Linked DNA regions of Mus musculus: regions 1 and 3 are each linked to region 2. Evidence: chromatin loops called from intact Hi-C (ENCODE). Cell type or tissue: heart. All regions are shown on one strand.

Region 1 (5,000 bases), 84 kb before region 2:
ACCTATTCAATAGTATCATTGCAGCTTTTCTGCTCATGTCAAATAATAAACAAATCCCACTCTATCTGCACAGATCCCAAAGAACAAGGTTTTGTCTAGCATTTTTCTCAGAGCCTATGATATACCCAACCACAGCAAAGACTAACCATACATGAGCTGCCAACCCGAAACCAGGCAGGGGAAAGAGAGAGAATTGAATGAGTCTCTGGGAGTTTTTGCTTTCCCTAAGCCTCTTAAAGCTGCTACTTGCCCTAATTCCTGTAGACAGGAGGGTGGCCATTAATGGCCAAATATACTCTCTGCTGACTGGCCTCTGTCTCCATTCCCGCAGAGGACTCATGAATTGGGCAGAGCTTCAGCAGAGTTTCAGACACGACTCATGTCATAAGGAGACACTTCTAAGACAGTTTCCACTGTGGCATGAAGGGTTGTTCACATAGGCCAGCCCTTCCAGGAGAAAACTGTTACATCTTGGAATACAGACATGTGTGTTCTTCTTCCTTACAGCAGAACAAAATGACCCAGAAGCAACCAAATGTAGATTCAGACCCGCCCAATGGACAGGCCCCTAGAAGTTCAGCCAGAGAGTCAGAATAGAGTGTCAGAGGATTTAAGAGAACAAAGAATGGAAGTGGTCCGGGTAAGTCATCAGCTTCAGGAACTCAGCACACTGGGGCAGGCAACACAGTAAAAGAGCCAAGTAGAAAGGAACCTTCAGGAAAAAAAAAAAACACACCAGCAGGTTCATAGAATAGGAACATACTGGAGTCCCCAGCATTCCCAGGGGCAGACTGAGACATGTCCCAGCTTATGATATAGGCAAAGTAGATCTCAATCTAGCCAAGGAAACATGACACATATTTGTTATGTGAGTCCGTGTGGAAGGCCTAGACCTCGGGACAAAACCTCTTGGTCCAAATGGAGATACAATCCAGCATCAGGCCTGGTGCTCTGAGCCTGGGGCAGAGTCCTGCCAGCTGTTTGTTTACAGTCAGAATGGATGTGACTTACAATGTGGGGCCCAACATCTGAGAAGACAGTGATTCCAGGTCACAAGAACTAAAACGGAGTCAGGCAGAATCCATGCAACACTTTTGCTCTCCAGTAAAAGGTGCCCTACCCCATGCAGGTACAGAATATCCTGCAGGCACAGGAGGTGACAAGTAGCCAGTATTAGGTTACAGACCCTCCTCCTCTTCCCACAAGCCAGGCCATGTCTCCTGCAGCCTGTCTTCCCCTGCCCATTTGTAGCTACAGCCTGCATCCCCCACTCACTTCATCGAGATTCATGGTAGCCTTTAGCTATAGCCAGTCCTTATCAGTACCTTTCTTACTTTTAGCACATAGGCTAGGCCAGGTAACATGGAACCTGCCCTTCTCTACAACTGAAAACCCTCAAGGGCAACAAAGCGCACCCCCCCCCCCCGCCCCACTCCTTGAAATGGAAAGGACTTGAAGGCTCTACTTTCAGGGCCTATCATGGCTGCCTCTGGCCCTCATGCTGTAGCTTTCCAAAACAAAACAAAACAAAACAAAACAAAACAAAACAAAAAAACAAAAACAAAAAAACAAAAAAACAAAAACAAAAACAAAAACAAAAAACCTCTTCCAAACAGAAATTTATTTTGTCTCAGCTACCTTCCTTCAATCTTGTGTCATCTCTTAATAATTTGTGTTATTTAAAAAAGGATGTCCTTCCAAGTAGGGCAGAGACCTCCACCAGGCACTACCCAATACACAGAAACTCAGGTATGACATCCCATGTGTTCTAAGACCTTTCCAGAGACATAAACAAGCATCTGTTCACTCTAGAAAGGGAATGGACAACACACCACAAAAAATTATTCCACCCAAGTCTAACTTAGTAAACAAGCAAACTGTCTGGATCTCTCCCAGGCAACTTAAAAGCCACCTCAGCATGGCTGACAGTTTGTGAAACCTGCTTTCATTAGCCTCCCTATGCAACCTGCAGACAGACAGCGTATCAGGCTCTCATGGGAAAGTCTCCCCTCCCTAGTAACTACTTACTAGTTTTATGTAACCTGGGTGAGGGTTCCTGTGTCTCTTAGAAACTTCCAAAAGCTTCCTAAGGCTTGTAAGTTCCATTTACTTCCTGTGTCTGCTGGAAAACCTCTGTCTTTTCTCCAGGAAGGAATGTTTCTGTTCCTAAATGTTTCTGATTACACACTCAATTCTCCTCATCTTGGACATACCTGGATGTTCCGAACCTGTAAACCATACCCAGGCGATCTGGAAAGCTCAACTGAGTAACGAAAGAAGTTTCACTGTGGAAAGCTGTGGGAAGGATTTTCACTTTTTCTCAAGCAAAACAAAGCCTCCTGTTCAAGCTCTGTGGGACATCAGAAGCAGAATCAAGCAGAGCCCGCCCTAACAGCTCAACACCAGACTTCTTTTCCTCCCCAAAGTTCAGTACAATGTGAATTGGAAGTAAGAAATCTGAGAAACTCCAGAATAAATGTTTTGGCAAAAAAAACATTGCTATATCATGACTTTTCAAAGTCAAGATAGGTCCCCGATCTGTTTTCTCCAGCCACTCCTCACAGAATTTTATTATCTGTGACAAAGTGGAAGATAAGTTGGACAGATGCATCACTGGGAGGCCAAGTTCTGCACAGCACTTTTGTTCTGGAAACAGCATCTGGCTCCATGACTTTGGGCCCCTTGGAGAATCAGTGGCTGTGGATGTGGCTGGCTGCTTGGCTCGATCTCCAGCTGCAGGGCTGCACTTCCAAGTCACACTTGGCAGAAGCACAGCTGAGCAGCATCTGACCTCAGCCTTCCTCTGCCACCCTGGCCTGTCACTCAAGGTGGACCCCAGAGGGGTCAGAGAAAGATTCTGGTGAGGGCAGGATGGTGTTGGCATTGTCTCTCAGCTCCGCATGGTCACAGAGATTGAGGTGTGGCCATGCAGCAACCAGGCTTGGCTGGTCACCCTGCTATGGTTTAGAGACGTTAACCTCCCCCATCAGGCAATGGGGGAAACAGTAATGATAAACAGGTGGGACCGGAAAAAAAATGTTTTTGAGAGCAGGGCCTTTTCTCTCAGTGGAACCAGGGGATGGAAAACGAAGGAAGGGCCATATAAAGCTCCTTTTCAACAAGGAGAGCAATGCCAGGCAATGATGGCGCATGCCCATAATCCCAGCACTCGGGAGGCAGAGGCTGGCAGATCTGTGAGTTTGAGATCAGTCTGGTCAATAATGCGAGTTACAGGACAGCCAGGGCTACACAGAGAAACCCTGTCTCAAAGAAAACATAAACAAGCAAACAAACACATGCATGCATACATACATAGAGATCGGAAACCTTTGCACTGGGAGGACTCAGGTCTGGTAACTTTTTAAATAATATTCACATCTTCTAGATTATACATGCTCATTACAGAAACTTGAAAGGTTTCAAATACTACAAAGGACACGAAGGCACAGACTGTTCCTTGAGCCACAAGATTTATTAATACCATGAACAGACAGACAGACAGAGACAAGAGCATGGCAGGGGCTCTGGTGAGAATTGAGGGCCCAGCACCAGCAACACACAGCATGAGTGGGCCCTGATCTCTTCTCTTCCGATCAACAGTCTGTACTCCTAGTGCTGGTGGAGTGCAGACAGAAGGATGCTGGGGACTTGCTAACCAACCAGTCAAGTCAAACTGGTTCAGTAAGAGACCCTGCCTCAAAAATTAAGGGGAGAACTACACATGACACTGACTCTACATGCATGTGCATATGTAGACATGCATACTCACATCTATATGTGTACACATGAACATGCATATAACACACACACACACTGTCATGCCTCACCCTCCACTCCCAGACAGATTGTATCACCTGAGTTTGCGCCTTACATGAAAACCCAGATGGAGTGCTTGTGTCTGTAATCACAGCTTTTGTAAGGCAAGGTGAAAGGTGGAGGCAGCAGAATCCCCACTGAAGCTTGTGGGCCAGTCAGTCTTGCGACAGAAAACGTGCAAGAAAGACCCTGACTCAAAGCAGAAGCAGAGAATGATGAGAGCGTTCTCTGACCTGCACACAAACACTGTGGTACAGGAACACCTATACATACACACACAGAGACACACATGCAGTAATAATAAATAGAAATTAACATAATTATATTTACAATTAATTTATACTACATACTTACGTTATAATTATAAATATAAATAATAAATATTATTCTATTTCTTTTGAAGAATATAACAGAGGGGGATGCAAATGTGATCAAATACATCTGTGAAAATGTCATAATGAAATCTATTATTATATACAATTAATGTAAGCTAATAAAAACATTTTTTTAAAAAATCTCTTTGTTGACCTGTCTAGTGGCATAGTCACAGATTCAGGGGATTGGGATGTGAATACCTTTGAGACGATTCCTGCCTGCCACACAATGCTTGTTTTATCTCCTTTGCCCAGTTTTAGAGAACAAAGACCTGTTGCCATCATGGGTGACGATTATGTGCCTCTCATTCTTTCCCTCATAACAAAGCACCAGGGTTCCAGTAACACTCTAAGCCAAACAGGAAGAAGGAAGCATCTTGGGTCAACTCCCGAGTCATGACTTTTTTATTGGACAATTCTCTCTCTCTCTCTCTCTCTCTCTCTCTCTCTCTCTCTCTCTCTCTCTCTGTGTGTGTGTGTGTGTGTGTGTGTGTGTGCGTCTGTGCGTCTGTGCATCTGTGTGTCTGTGTCTGTGTCTGTATCTTCCCCTTCTCTCATTTCTCTTTCTCTCTTCTTCTTTTCCTCCCTTCCTCCCTCCCTCTATCTCTTCCTGCCCCCCTCTCTCCTCCATCCCTTCCCCCAAAGCCTCTGTCTTGGTTTTGACTTTCCAAAAATCAAAACAACACATTTCCTGCTTCAGGGTGTGCCTGCAGAACAATAGACAGGCTGTCATTTTTTCCAGGTAGAGTTTAATAAAGGAAAAAGTTGCATTGAATTGAACTGTTCACTGGGTTGGTACAGACACGCACA
Region 2 (5,000 bases):
TCCTTCAAACTAACATTCCTGTGGTGCTATCCGCCACACCACACAGTCGGGCTTTAGCCTACCACTGAGAGAGTACACTAGACAAGAGTGACATGGATACCTGGTCACACACCGGGAACTGACAGGCACGGGGTTTCCCTCTAAGGAACATGACGTTTTCAATGTTTGGCTCAATGGGCTCACCTTGCTTTATCTGGGATCTATCTATGGGACTCACCTGGCTTCATCACACTTGACTTCAGAAGCTTACTTTGAGTCTCTGAGACAGCTACCACCCAACAAGGAAAAGGCTTTGAACCCAATTCTCCAGTCCCCTGGAGGCTGGACTGATGGTCAGAGCGCTTCTGCTGTTGCAAATGAGATAGCTTCGAAATGTTAAAACGCTGTGGGAATGAGGCCTGAGTCCTGCTTCAGCTATTTTCTCTCTGGGTAAAAGTTAATGATCCTCAAGAGAGCAAACTTGTATCCTGGCTTACACGCCTCAAGAAATCAACCACTCCAATTCACCCCAGAACCAACAGAAGGAAGCAGCGATTAATGGATTTGAGGAAAGTCTTCATTTTACCTACTTAACGGGTCATGGGCATGTTTTCACACTTTCTTGAGAGAAGCATCAAAGCTATTAACAGGTCACTAAAGTTCAGAAACCAACTCTAAAAGCTCCCAGAATTGGAAAGCGATCTGGGAAGATAGCCTGGGTGTGGCCTTCCCGGCAGATTTGTAGTCAGGGTTCAGCCAGGGAAGCTCTAGCTTTGACCCTCCAGGACCCTCTTCTTCTCCACGAGTGGACCCTGTGCTGAGTTCCTGTTCTGAGTATTCAACAGCCACTCACTCCCTATGGCAGAATATGTGCCGGGCATGGGCCTCTGTCCTCTGTCCTCTATCCTCTGTCCTCAGTGGGAACACAAAACAGATTTGAACAGCTATCATTTAGGGTAAAAAAGTAACTAGTGGCCCACAGTGTAGATCCCACCGTGTGACAGTTCATATGCACAAGGTAATCAGGAAGGAAGACAGGCTGGCCTCAGAAAGGGCACTTATTGGGTACATTTCTTCAGCATCTACTGTGAAATAAGTTGGATATTATCTCCTTCCACATCCTCCTCACAAACGCTCTATGATTCCACACTCTTGCTACATTGATTTAGGGGAGGGGAGGGGCATGCCACAGCACACTCCCGGAGGTCAGAAGATAATCTGTGGTAGCCAGTTCTCTCCTTCTATCACCTGGACCGGTTTTTAGTAGAAAACAAACACAGGATTTAGGGATACTTGATGGTATCCCCAAGGTTGCTCTAATGATGGAAAGCAATGGAAAGGAATCAAAGGCAGAGCGGTCTGGGGCGAACAACCCTGCTGTGACCTCATTTCATGGATGGCTAACACTTGGTGGCAGTACTTTCCTTCCGTGGAGTTGTTGACTAATTCCTTGCCAAGCTGCGGAGCCTCATGGGACACAGGTTGGCAAGCAGTAAGGCATCCACTGCTGGTCCAGGACTCACAAAGCCTTGTCTTGTACAACTGATATTGACTTCTATCTCTGACATCCCTGATGTCCTCCAGCAGAAACAGGAAAGGGAGATAAAGAGGCTCTCCAAGATAAGGACACAAGCCCTAAGCCCTGATTTTAGCATCCCTCCAGCGCTCACAGAGCAACACTGAAAATCCACCACGTTTCCACACCAACAACTGTCTCCTCCCCACTGCCCAACTGTCTTCTCCCCACCACCGCCGCTGCCACAGCCGCCACCGCTGCCGCTGCTGCCACCGCCACCACCACTACCACCACCACCATTCCACCTTAACTCAGGGAAATTCTCGTCATTTTTTTCTTTCCATTTTCTTAGCCAAAGGACTTTAGGAGCCTGATGAAGCTTTCAGAATAAACGCTGATAGGAGATCCACAACAGCCTGGGAAACACAGGGTCAACCATACAGACTCGGTTTAGACATCTCCACCAGAAAGCCTTCTCTGACCAAATGCTGGCATAGTGTATAAATGCACACATGCTCAGCCATGCTCCCAGCCTTCTGCACTACCCTGTGCATACTACACTGCTCGTGGCTACATTTTTTACTTGTTCTGCATCTGTTCTCTCTCTTTCCAATATTGAGCTCAGCCCAGGAAAGGGGGGCAGGATGCAGACTCTCCAATGCCGGCTTAATGGACCTTGCTCACACTTATCTCAGGCCTGGTGGAACTCCCTAGAGTCCCAGCTGCCAAGGAGAAAAGGAGGGGGCCAAAGGAAAAGGAACTGAGGGGAATAACTGTTCTCTAAGAAAAGGGGGGTGTGAGCTGGGCTAGCAGGACTCTAGTGACAAAGGTCACAGCCACTGCTTAGGAATATTTGCAGTATTCAGTATGGCCTCTGGGATGGTTCGGCTTCTAAGGCTTGCCTGCTCTTGGTCCTGGGCCTGTGGGTCACAGAACAGTGTGCAGGATCTCATGAACAGCAGCCCTGACCTCCATGAACCCAGCTCACTGGAGGCAGGAAATTCCATGTTGTAATAACTGGAGTTCTTCCATTCATTCTTGATCCATGACTAGGTAAGCAACTGGTCTTTAAAGAACCCATTTCCACAGTGAAACTAACAGAAGTTATGAAACAAATGGATTTATCAGATATCTACAGAAAATTTTATCCTAAAACAAAAGGATATACCTTCTTCTCAGCATCTCATGGTACCTTCTCCAAAATTGACCATATAATTGGTCACAGAACAGGCCTCAACAGAAACAAAAATATTGAAATTGTCCCATGCATCCTATCAGATCACCATGGACTAAGGCTGATCTTCAATAACAACATAAATAGTAGAAAGCCAACATTCACGTGGAAACTGAACAACGCTCTTCTCAATGATACCTTGGTCAAGGAAGGAATAAAGAAAGAAATTAAAGACTTTTTAGATTTAATGAAAATGAAGCCACAACATACTCAAACTTATGGGACACAATGAAAGCATTTCTAAGAGGGAAAGTCATAGCTCTGAGTGCCTCAAAAAGAAGCTAGAGAGAGCACACACTAGCAGCTTGACAACACACCTAAAAGCTCTAGAAAAAAGGAAGCAAATTCACCCAAGAGGAGTAGACGGCAGGAAATAATCAAACTCAGGGGTGAAATCAACCAAGTGGAAACAAGAAGGACTATTCAAAGAATCAACCAAACGAGGAGCTGGTTCTTTGAGAAAATCAACAAGATAGATAAACCCTTAGCCAGACTCACTAGAGGGCACAGGGAAAGCATCCTAATTAACAAAATCAGAAATGAAAAGGAAGACAAAACAATAGATCCTGAAGAAATCCAAAACACCATCAGATCCTTCTACAAAAGGCTATACTCAACAAAACTGGAAAACCTGGATGAAATGGACAAATTTCTAGACAGATACCAGGTACCAAAGTTAAATCAGGACCAGGTTAATGATCTAAACAGTCCTATATCCCCTAAAGAAATAGAAGCAGTCATTAATAGTTTCCCAACCAAAAAAAGCCCAGGACCAGATGGGTTTAGTGCAGAGTTCTATCAGACCTTCAAAGAAGATCTAATTCCAGTTCTGCACAAACTATTCCACAAAATAGAAGCAGAAGGTACCCTACCCAATTCATCCTATGAAGCCACAATTACTCTGATACCTAAACCACAGAAAGACCCAACAAAGATAGAGAACTTCAGACCAATTTCCCTTATGAATATCGATGCAAAAATACTCAATAAAATTCTCGCTAACCGAATCCAAGAACACATCAAAACAATCATCCATCCTGACCAAGTAGATTTCATTCCAGGGATGCAGGGATGGTTTAATATATAGAAATCCATCAACGTAATCAATTATATAAACAAACTCAAAGACAAAAACCACATGATCATCTCCTTAGGTTCAGAGAAAGCATTTGAAAAAATACAACACCCATTCATGATAAAAGTCTTGGAAAGATCAGGAATTCAAGGCCCGTAACTAAACATGATAAAAGCAATCTACAGCAAACCAGTAGCCAACATCAAAGTAAATGGTGAGAAGCTGGAAGCAATCCCACTAAAGTCAGGGACTAGACAAGGCTGTCATTTTCTCCCTACCTATTAAACATTGTACTTGAAGTCCTAGCCAGAGCAATTCTACAACAAAAGGAGATCAAGGGGATACAAATTGGAAAGGAAAAAGTCAAAACATCACTTTTTGCAGATGATATGATAGTATATATAAGTGACCCTAAAAATTCCACCAGAGAACTCCTAAACCTGATAAACAGCTTCAGTGAAGTAGCTCGATATAAAATTAACTCAAACAAGTCAATGGCCTTTCTCTACACAAAGGATAAACAGGCTGAGAAAGAAATTAGGGAAAGAAGACCCTTCTCAATAGTCACAAATAATATAAAATACCTTGGCGTGATTCTAACTAAGGAAGTGAAAGATCTGTCTGATTAAAAACTTCAAGTCTCTGAAAAAAAGAAATTAAAGAGAATCTCAGAAGATGGAAATATCTCCTATGCTCATGGATGGGCAGGATCAATATAGTAAAAATGGCTATCTTGCCTAAAGCAATCTACAGATTCAATGCAATCCCCATCAAAATTCCAACTCAATTCTTCAACGAATTAGAAAGGGCAATCTGCAAATTTATCTGGAATAACAAAAAACCTAGGATAGCAAAAACTCTCCTCAAGGATAAAAGACCCTCTGATGGAATCACTATGCCTGACCTAAAGCTGTACTACAGAGCAATAGTGATAAAAACTGCATGGTACTGGTATAGTGACAGACAAGTAGACCAATGGAATAGAAATGAAGACCCAGAAATGAACCCACACACCTATGCTCACTTGATCTTTGACAAGGGAACTAAAACCATCCAGTGGAAAAAAGACAGCATTTTCAACAAATGGTGCTGGCACAACTGGTGGTTATCATGTAGAAGAATGCGAATTGATCCATTTCTATCTCCTTGTACTAAGGTCAAATCTAAGTGGATCAAAGAACCTCACATAAAACCAG
Region 3 (5,000 bases), 59 kb before region 2:
GTGAGCTGCGGGGCTCGAGTGTGTCTGGGCTGTGCCTGGGAGAGCCCGGCCAGCCAGAGTCAGGCCGCCTGAGCTCCAGCCTGGGGCCGGTGCCACCGCTCCATGCACTGCAGAAGCCCCAGCAGCTGCTGCGGGAGCCGCCAACATGAGCTGCAGAGAGAGGACCGACAGCAGCTGCGGCTGCAATGGACATGAGGAGAACAGGATCCTGAAGTGCGTGGTGGTCGGGGACGGCGCGGTGGGGAAGACCTGCTTGCTGATGAGCTACGCCAACGACGCCTTCCCAGAGGAATACGTGCCCACTGTGTTTGACCACTACGCAGGTAGGAAAGCGTGGGGACCAACTCCGTCTAGATGAGCGGTGGGGTTCTGGGCACAGCTACCTAGCGTTCAGAGGGACCTGGCTTTCGCCAGAAAGTCACAGACTGATGTGGATCTGGCAGGTACCAGGTAACTCCATCAAGAATGGTGCTAGGATCCTGCGGAGACCCTGTACATCCATTCACATGCTTCTCCTATTGAAACAAATGTGCAATCCTGGGGAAATATCCTCCAGAAATGTTTCTCAACATTTTTGCCTAAACTTTCTTCAACTTTTCACGGTAATTATTTTTTTTTGAAGTGTAGTGTATTGCAAAATATTCCATTTTAAAAAAATCACCGCTAGACACATGGAAAGTGTTCTACTCTCTAAACTTTTTCTACTCCATGCTAGTCATGATCAAACGGCTAATAGAACCAGCTAATAAAACCTTCTTTTTTTTTTTTCCTGGATTACTTGGGGCTTAAATTTTGTACTTTCACTCTTCTGGGATGGTAGATAAGGAGAAAAGTGTCCCACGCTTTTAAATACTAAGTGGAAAATTAAGTAAAAGATGGCTATGTTTTTTAAAGTAAAAAATTCAAATGCAATTAAATCGTTTTCAACTATGTCCTGAAAAGACAAATTTGAGTATCTAGTATTTTAAACCGTGATCACCCCGATGCTGTAGTCACAACTTAATCCTTTCAGGGGAGTTTTAGTGTTTGAGGGTTTGAAGGTTTGTGGTGATGTCAGTCAGCATCATGCCTTGTTTCTTGACATAGCTGCCACCCCTAAGCTTCCCCTATGTGAACTGACCCGTTGCCTTGGACTTACTGTGGCCTCAGTTTTATAGTGCTTTTGAACACTTCGATCGATTGCCCTTGAGTTATCAGAGCTCTGGGGTCTGGTGGAAGGGAAATGTCTCTCTCTTCACCTTGGCTTGGGATCAGGATCAGCCTAAAGGAAGCCCTCACAGGAAGTCAGCCTGGAGCTCTGCTGTGTGGCCATTTGAAATCCTCCCTCCATAGGAAGCAGACGCTTGTCATCCTCTCTGGAGGGCTCCCCCCACCCCCATCTTCCCTTCCTTTTAAGTGGACCTATTTGCAGCAGTGGTACACAGCTGACAGGGGAGGGATTCGCAGCTGGCAAGGGCGTCCATTTCCTATTAGGTCTTTCACTCTGTAGAAATTACCTAGAAATTTGAAGACCAAATTCCTGAGCTTTTCTGAAAACATAGTGAGTTTGGCCAAGGAAGAACTTTTTAATGAGAACACAAAAAGACAAAAAGAGGTTTATCTTGAGGGGGAAAAATGTTGTAAAGTGCTTTGAGGAAGGGACTCTAATTCCGGTCCTGAAAAACATCATAGCAGAAATTATTTCTCCTGTGTCTTCTTCATGCTTGACAGGAAGGTGGCAAGTACTTTATTTCAGGAACTTTCTGATCAAAGACAGAACCGAAAATCTACTAAAAGGAAAGGCTCTTAGTGCCTGGGAAATTATGTCTCCAGATACCCGTCCTTCGGGTGAGCCAATCGAAGTGGTGTTGGGAAGAAAGACAAAACCATCTTTGGAAATAAAGCTAGCCTATGATGGAAAAAAACATTAGAGGTCAAACCAGCTGGACTTTGCTGGCACTGGGTTACTTTATGTTTCAATTATATGCACACTGGCTGGTGGTTGAGCACCAAAACCTCTCAAAGAAGTTTTAATACTTGAGTTTTTCAGGAACTAAACTGTATAATTTCAGCTTCCAAGAACTCACAGCCCCGAAACTCAGAGCAGTACTTTGTACACAGTAGACATTCCTGAACATGGTGACTTCCGTTTATTCTATATACTTCTTTCATACATGATATCTCACGTGCTATCCATGTGGTTAAAGCAGGGAAAGGCGTGAGCCACGCTCACACGAGAGACTCTTGAGTGCTGATTTCTATCCCAAGGACCCAGCCCTGCTCATACTTGCTCTGGCCGAGCATCAGCCCGTGGGCGGCCATCAGGGAGCAGATCAGTTCTAAAATAACCAAACGCCCCCTTTCGCATCTGGATCCAGTTTTCAGTTCCCTGGGTCCTACTGACCCACTCTGATAGAACAACAGGAAACACATCTGCCGTGTCTTTTGAAAAAAAAAAAACTGCAGTTGAAATCAAAGACAGCCTGTCTCTTAAAGATAGTTCACGAATGATGGTCCACGCCAGGAAAGTATGTAATGTAGTAGGACTGAGTACAACAATACCACATGACCTGGCTCTAATACTGCCTTCTCTGTCACTTACTCTGTGGCCTTGAGAAAGTTACTGAACCTCTTTGTGCCTCAGTTCTGAAAGGTAAAACCAGGGACCGTAAAGATATTGGAATTGTTTTTAAAAGTGAAATGAATTCATTCATATGTGTAAAGTTCTAGACCCCCAACACACAATGTTAGATGTGGGGGGGGCACATATCACATCAAAGTCTATACAAATAATACATACAGTGATTAAATCAAATTAAAATGTTACTAAAAGAGAAGAACTACAACCGGAGATAGAGGAGTATCCTGTAATGAAAGTACGGGGCAGGATAGGATGTATTATTGTCCTTATAAAATAGCCATCATGGAGGTAAGACCCAATGGCCCTGGCTATAGTAGTCACGGGATGTTAACGTAAGAGGTAAAAATACAAAAGTGATAGCAGAAAAAAAAACTGTAAAAAAAAAAAAAAAAAGGTTGAGGTTTTATTACTCCTGATTTGCCTGTCCTTCCAACCTACCAGAATCCCAAACTACCAGAATCCAAAAAAGCACACCAGTATACTAATTCTATATGGCGTTCCTGAATTGTCTGAGGAGGGTCCTTGATCTGTGTCCAGTCACCTCCAGAAATGTGTTTACGTCTCTAGGCGCAGTCCGCACCACCCTGTCATATTTTACTTCCTTACTCCCACCCCCGACCCCCGCAACCCCCTCTGTGCTGAGACTCCTTAAAGGAAGGTCATCTCCTGCCACATCTAGCTGGCATCTTGCCCCAGAGATGCTTTGATGGTTCGTGACTCTCCTTAAAACACATTCCTAGCTTGGCTTCTGAAGCACTTCCTCCCTTTACTGTCCCACCCCCTGGCAACGCTCTCCCCCATCTCCCAGTGGTAACAGTTCAGTCGTCAGTCCCTCGGCTCACTTCTCTGGTGAACCTTGGAACCTGGGTGTTAGTATCTACTTTCACAGCTTAAGATGCCATTGCTATACCACCAATTTCGTATTTGCATCTGCCGCCCCTCCCCAACAGCCTCAGAACACTCATCTGTATAACTGTACACATCCATTTATGTATCTAACAGGCCTCTCCAGCCAATGCTTCTTCAAGTCTCCCATCCACTCTTCCACCTCCCTTCCTCTCCATGTAAGAGCACTGCTGGTTTCTTCTGCCCAGTGACTGAGAACAAACACCAGTATCACCCATGACCCCTTGCTCCCTTTGATCCCTCCTCTTCCTCTCCATTCAAACAATTAGTTATCATCCCTTGCTCGTACATATGAGCTCAGCATTCACAGTGCACCAAGAACCAACCTTTGCCACTTGTCAGGACCTTTTATAGCCTTTTCTCCTATCCACACCACCATCATCTCTCATCCACACCAGCATAGTGGCCTCCCAACTCCCTCTTCTAACCCTGCCCACTGTGAGTCTCCACCCAGCTGACACAGAGCCATCCACAGTCCCAGCACCCCCATCCTTTCCTCCCAAACACATACTCCTCCTTTGCCACAGTGTACAAGGTCCTCTGACTTTGTCCCTGTTTTCTCTCTTCTAGTCCTCTATCAATTTTCTCGGTATTTCTTCTGTAACCACAGTAGCCCATCTTGCTATTTCTCATGGAAGACTCCTTAAATATGTGACATTCACTCTTACCCTGGCCCGACACTCCCTGCCCATATCTGACATAGTATTAATTGGCCACATAATTTAATCCATGTGTCTGTGCCATGTGTCTGTTCCTGTGTCCCCACACACACACACACACACACATACTCATACATGTGCATGTTCAAGTAAACACACACATACACATATACACGTGAGAGAGAGAGAGAGGGAGAGAGGGAGAGAGAGAGGGGGGGGAGAGGGAGAGAAGGAGAGGAGAGAGAGACCTCTTTTTCTGCTATACCGTCCTTGACCATATTTAATACTACTTAATGTTGTCTGTTTATTTCCTACCTTCAGCTTCTCAAAGCAGAGCTTGGGACATATTAGACTCTCAGTAGATGATCACTGAGTGACATGATTCTAAGCATTCACCTTCTTGTTCTCTCCAGCATTCGAGTCATCTCTAGTCCACTAAAGCTTTGGTGAACAGTACTAAAGGCATGGTTCTGTAGTAGAAGCCTTGCCACACATGCTCAGGCCTCAGTACCTGATCTTGTACTTGATCCCAAGCACCGGAAAAAAATAAAACTTTGACAAATATATAATGCCAGTCTAATATATATTTCTTTAAGAATGAACATATGAAACTATTTGTTATATGTATTCTATCTTGTAGGGTTTTTTGTTTTGTTTTGTTTTATATTCTATACAATCATCTCTCCTACTGAAGCTATAATACAGTAATAATTATCTTGACCTCAGTGGACATTGTGACAACTATCGAATAGTGTCGCTCTACAGTGTATACATGTCACCCGATTTCCTCCACCTGTGTTACACTCAAAGCTAGA

The links. Peaks named below come from ENCODE experiments on the same cell type or tissue, not always from the same donor. Only the 100,000 strongest peaks of a DNase experiment are listed, where the experiment ranks them.
Region 1: it touches region 2 in a loop (4-fold over the local background); 7 of 42 quality-filtered maps call a loop at or near these places.
Region 3: a loop joins it to region 2, with 2.6 times the contacts of the local background. A loop is called at or near these places in 7 of 42 quality-filtered maps.

The regions. Positions count from the first base shown.
Region 1 is chr12:75,283,648-75,288,647 of GRCm38, forward strand. No RefSeq gene overlaps it. Among named protein-coding and RNA genes, the nearest start is that of Rhoj, 22 kb to the right of the region's middle. In heart, no CTCF peak of the experiment used is centred here; a DNase peak (open chromatin) is centred at 2,724; H3K27me3 peaks cover 2,115 bases.
Region 2 is chr12:75,367,320-75,372,319 of GRCm38, forward strand. The region is part of intron 1 of Rhoj (ras homolog family member J); the gene reads left to right. Among named protein-coding and RNA genes, the nearest start is that of Gm34613, 46 kb to the right of the region's middle. In heart, CTCF peaks have their summits at 1,391 and 2,376; DNase peaks (open chromatin) are centred at 1,442 and 2,302.
Region 3 is chr12:75,308,679-75,313,678 of GRCm38, forward strand. It overlaps Rhoj (ras homolog family member J), which reads left to right. Exons shown (of 5, transcript NM_023275.2): 1 at 1-323. The coding sequence starts at 146. Among named protein-coding and RNA genes, the nearest start is that of Rhoj, 2.9 kb to the left of the region's middle. In heart, no CTCF peak of the experiment used is centred here; DNase peaks (open chromatin) are centred at 163, 1,243, 2,283 and 3,443; H3K4me3 peaks cover 1,796 bases; H3K27ac peaks cover 1,272 bases; H3K27me3 peaks cover 1,706 bases.